2 separate regions of the Mus musculus genome follow, and region 2 is linked to region 1. The links are chromatin loops, found by intact Hi-C in ENCODE. Cell type or tissue: left cerebral cortex. All regions are shown on one strand. Region 1 has its middle 81 kb from the start of Ank3. Region 2 overlaps Ank3 (ankyrin 3, epithelial).

What was found. Peaks named below come from ENCODE experiments on the same cell type or tissue, not always from the same donor. Only the 100,000 strongest peaks of a DNase experiment are listed, where the experiment ranks them.
Region 2: it touches region 1 in a loop (3.0-fold over the local background); 2 of 42 quality-filtered maps call a loop at or near these places.

What each region holds. Positions count from the first base shown.
Region 1 is chr10:69,451,236-69,453,735 of GRCm38, reverse strand. No RefSeq gene overlaps it. Among named protein-coding and RNA genes, the nearest start is that of Ank3, 81 kb to the left of the region's middle. In left cerebral cortex, a CTCF peak has its summit at 1,359 (motif pointing left); DNase peaks (open chromatin) are centred at 574 and 1,365; H3K4me3 peaks cover 328 bases.
Region 2 is chr10:69,982,147-69,984,646 of GRCm38, reverse strand. It overlaps Ank3 (ankyrin 3, epithelial), which reads right to left. Exons shown (of 43, transcript NM_146005.3): 36 at 2,450-2,500. Among named protein-coding and RNA genes, the nearest start is that of Gm33361, 62 kb to the right of the region's middle. In left cerebral cortex, a CTCF peak has its summit at 1,518; no DNase peak of the experiment used is centred here.

The sequences.
Region 1 (2,500 bases):
GTGGGCGTGGCCAAGTTCATGCAGTGCTGCATGGGGAACACCAGGCAGAAAGGAGAGTGTGCCCCAAGGTCTACAGGTTGGTTGCCAAAGGCCTGTGTAGCAAATTAGATAAAAAGCCTGCTGAGGCTGACACCCACAAGATGCGAGGAATGCTCAAACTGAGGACAGATCACACAGGACAGTGTTGAAGATCTGGGACTTATGGAGCCACGAGAAATCTGGGAATATCCTGAGAAGTGAGTTTGCTTTCAGAAAGCTTTTTGTGGGAGGAAAATATGGAGTGCCCCGGTTTGGGGCCTGTATCATTTGTCAAAATGCAAACCCCCTCATGCAGACCCCAAGATGGAGAGAGCCAAAGACTTGATTTCTGGATTGAAAGAAAACTGTGGGAGGTCATTGTGATCCGTGGGACTTCAACATTCAGGGAGTTGTCCCTTCTGGAAAAGAGGGAATGTGGGTCAGCATACACTACCACAGCCAAGAAAGCAAGCACCGCGACAGCCACAGCCGAGAAGTACCAGAGAAGCTGCAAAGAGCAAGGAAGAGGAGTCTAGGCGGTGTTCTCCGGACATCCCTATTGAAGCTACCAAGAGAGTCTGCGCAGAGTGCTCAGAGCGAGCCACGCTGCTGTGGACCGCAGTGCCAGCAGGCAGGACATGCAGAAGAGACCTGCAGGGAGTACTTTCATGGAAACTTACTTTGTTTTATTATTTGAACTAGGATCTGGACTCCAGCTAGGTAGACAAGAAGTGCCTTGACCTTCTTCTGATCCTTCTGCCTCTACTGCCCACGTGCTGGGGTTATGTGCAGTCACACACAATTTTATATGTGCTGGGAATGGAATCTAGAGACTCTTGCATGCTGGGCTTGCACACTACAACTTGGGCTAGGTCCTAGCCCTGGTATTTTAGACTTTGTAACATATTATACTCTGCAGCTGGCTGAAACTGTAGTGGGGGAGGGGGAGGGCGGTGCATGTGTACATACATAGACATATATACATACATGTGTGTGTCATCATAGACCACACAAACTTTTTCATGGATATACTTTGAACCGAAGGAATGATAACAGTAAAACATCTGGGTGCTTGTAAACTGCAACACTCGTGGTCAAGTAATTGGGTTTATACACGGAACGGGGTGAAGAAGACATGCTTAACCTCGGGGAAAGCTAAGACACCAAAGGCAATGGGGATGCTGGTTATAAACAAGGAAGAAAGGCTTGCCAGAACTCTGTTAAAGCCTATCTGCTTGTTTATTAAATTGTATTTTTCTAAATGAAATATGAAGTCATTTTTGCCTTAATTGTGCCAGATTGCAGTGAGGACAAATGGTCACGCCTGTAGCTTCTCTTCAAGCATGACACCACAGTGCCATCTACTGGCTGACGTGATATTCTCTCTCTCTTTCTCTCTCTCTCTCTCTCTCTCTCTCTCTCTCTCTCTCTCTCTCTCTCTCTCTCTCTCTCTCTCTCTCCATCTCTCTGGAGACCTGATTCTATGTAGCTCAAGCTGTCCCCAGACTCACTATATACCTGAGGAAACCTTGAATCTCTGGTCTGATCCTCCTGCCTCCACCTCCACAGAAACTGACAGAACTGGGATTATAGACATACACCATCACTTTTGGCTCAGGTGGTCCTGAGGCTAAAATCATGTTTTTTGTACATGCGAGGCAAGCCCTCTGAGCTACATTCTCAGCCCATGTAACACAAAATTAATTTGATAGTTTTTTACACAAATCACTGATTAGAACAGTAATAGTTACTCCAACGTAGTTGCCACTTAATATGTTAATAATTGACAATATCTAAGTATTTTTATAAGACTAGGATTTCCTGTAAAACCATATATACGTATGTTAAGAAGAGACAACAGAAGGTAGAATATAAAAACTTAGAAATCCTTCAAAACTAACAATGTCTAACATGAAACCAATTTATGCCATTGGGTCTTGTTAAACACCATCTCTTGGTTTCTTTATTGAAACTGGGGCAAATGTAGCCCAGGGTGGCCCCAAATGTCCTGTAGCCAAGGGTGACCTTGAGTTCTGGTGCCACAGACACATACCTCAAAGATGTCTGCAGATGGTTATGTTCATCAGCTGGCCACTGTAACCCCTTGGTTCAAAACATTCCTCCTCTGCCAACTATGGCAATACTGCCCCCAGTTAACTCTGCAGCCCTGGCAGGCATATGAAAGTGACACATACTACTAACAGTGCTAATACTTTGTAACAATGCTACTGATTTGAGTTCATCAAACTGATACTGTGTGTCCTTGGAGTAACCTTCCCTACCTGCATTTTTTAAACAATATTTATCCTAAGGCCATATGATAGGTTGACTCTGGCTCAGCCTCACATCTCATATTTGCCTTGTCTCTTGACTGCATCAAGAAGCTGGGTCAAGTGACTGACCTACACAGCCCAGGTTAGCGTGAGTGCACACTTGGCTGTTTGCACAAGGACTCACTTCTCAGAATGCTCCCGGTCATTAG
Region 2 (2,500 bases), 530 kb before region 1:
TTTCCCTAATGCAAAGGAATCAGTCTGGTGCCGCTCTAGAATATTCATAATACTTATTACGAATTCATAATCGCTAGTTCATGAACGTGCAACAGCCACGAGGAAAAGTGGACCTGATGATACCAACGTATACCAACATTCTTCCCACAACAGGCAAGAAACCCACACATGAGGTGGGCGCACATGGGGCACCACACATGCAAGCTTAGCCATCGCTGCTTCCGTAAATAAAGCCAATCACTGTGGTTACAGGTTTGCAATGCCTGCCAAGGGCTAACAAATGTCCCACGCCAGAGATGAGTACAGTCTTGTCCCAAAAAAGGCAACAGTTTATGGTGACAGTGGGGTGTGCTGAGGGCATGAGAGCCTCCTTCACCCCTTACTAAAAGCAGAGGCGCTAAGGGGACCTTACCCGGGCAAAACACCCTAATGCTTGGCCCGTGGGAAAGGGCATACTGTAGGCCTGTGGCTTGGTGATGCCTTTGATTCAATAACCTCAGGGCAGGTATTGTAAAGCCCAGAAGAGGATGCTAGATCCCTCTGAAGCTGGAGTGATGGGCTGTGGTGAGCTGTCTGACGTAAGTGCTGGGACCTGAACTCAGGTCCTCTGCAAGAGCAGTAATCACTAAGCCATTTCTGCAGGCCCTGATGAGAAGTCCTCTTGAAGTACCCCTATGGTTTAAAACTTTGAAAGGAGCCACCAAATGACCACGCGGATATACATTTTATGTTTTAGTGATACCCACTTCCTGACATCCTCTGTGAGCATGGCCAATTCCGGTTGGTCCAGTGCTTAACAACACCCAGGCCAGAAGGATGGGGGAAAAGTGTAATTCATTTAGAATTTAACACCTGGGGCTGGGCTGGGGCCTTTCCCTTACGGTCTTTCTCTTAGTCCTTTCTTACCCTTCTGTTCCACTTCCCCATGTCCTCTGTCACAAAACAGACAAAAAAAGCAAACCAAAACCCTTTCCTTCTGCCAAAAGTCAAAGACAAGCTGAACAGAGCTAGCAGACACAAGCCAGATAGCAACACTTGTGTGTGTGCAAGGCAAACTCACCCAGGACACACTGGGGCTTATATTTCAGGTGTTCCAAACAAAATGACACCTCGAGGACAGAGTAGGGGAATGCTGCCTGCCTCTGACCTAATTAATGTAGTGTCTTCAACAAGCCTCTCCAAAGCCAAGAATGCCACCTAGGGACTCCCAACAACTATCGTGTGAGGGTCTCCAAAAGGAAAACTATAGCCCAGAGTTACACCCAATTGACTTGACTGAAAAACCAACTAGCTACAGGGAAGGTCCACTTCCCTGTTCTCTATCACAATTAATTTCCAACTGCTGCTTTTGGAACAGAGCTGTGTCTGCCGGGGTGGAAAACTTAGGTCTGAGGGACTATTCAAGAAAACAATAGGCTTTCTATCTATGTTTCTCTTGTTTCTCTTCTATTCCACATTTTGAATCTGAATACAAAAACTTCCCTTAGGAACTTGAGAATCAAATGCACTGTAACACACGGTGGAGCCATTTCCTTCTGTGTCATATGCACGCTGCCCACAGGACCCAGAAGAAGAGGGAGAAGCCAACACTATGATTCCTACTGTTCCATCCCTGAGCCTCTGGGAACATAAGTGTGAATATCTGGGAGTCAGTGATCAACGACAAAGTATTTTCATCTCAATATGATGACCATAGGTTGCATACTGCGACCACAAGGGAGGAAGTGGTAGAGAAAGACAGTGTGACCAAATTGACTTATAACCGCTGTGCCAGTCAGTCAGCCTTTAAGAGCCAGTTACAAGTAAATTCAACCACTAGGACCAAGGAACTTTCCCAGCCTAGCCCAACAACAGCCTTAGAAATGAGATTTTCAACAGAAGGCAGGAGAGTTGGGAAGTGAGGTAGAAGGCCATAAACTAGTGTTTCCCTCAGAAGATGAAACATGAGCCTCACAGGAGGAGGATGCCATGGTCCAGGTCTAGTAAGAGAACAGATGACAAAGGAACCTAGCCGTCACCTGTGCCACCACAAATATACAGAAGTAAATACGCACCTTCCCTTTCAAGCACGCATTCAAAAGAACACCAGTATTTATCTGTGAGCATATTAACAATCGCCAAAGTCAAAGCAAGGCTTTCAAAGTGGGAAAAAAAAAATACAAGACAAAACCATTTATAAATACAAGAGTTCATGACTAACTTCAAGAACAGAAATTCACTTGCAGCTTTGACTTGGGGGATCTGGACCTATGATGCACGGCACGTTAAATTTCATAATGGGCTTATGAAATTTCTCTGTAGGCAATTGGTTCAGGGTATCTTGTTTTTGTTTTTTGTTTTGTTTGTTTGTTTTCCCCCCAAATGACACCAGAATTTAGCATATATAGAAAAAATGTCTCTTCTTCTGATAAAAATCGACATAGATTAGTGGACGTGTCAGGAAACTCACTCATGCTGGGTTCAGTCAAGTAGCTGTAGCGCTTACGTAAAGCTAGGGAGG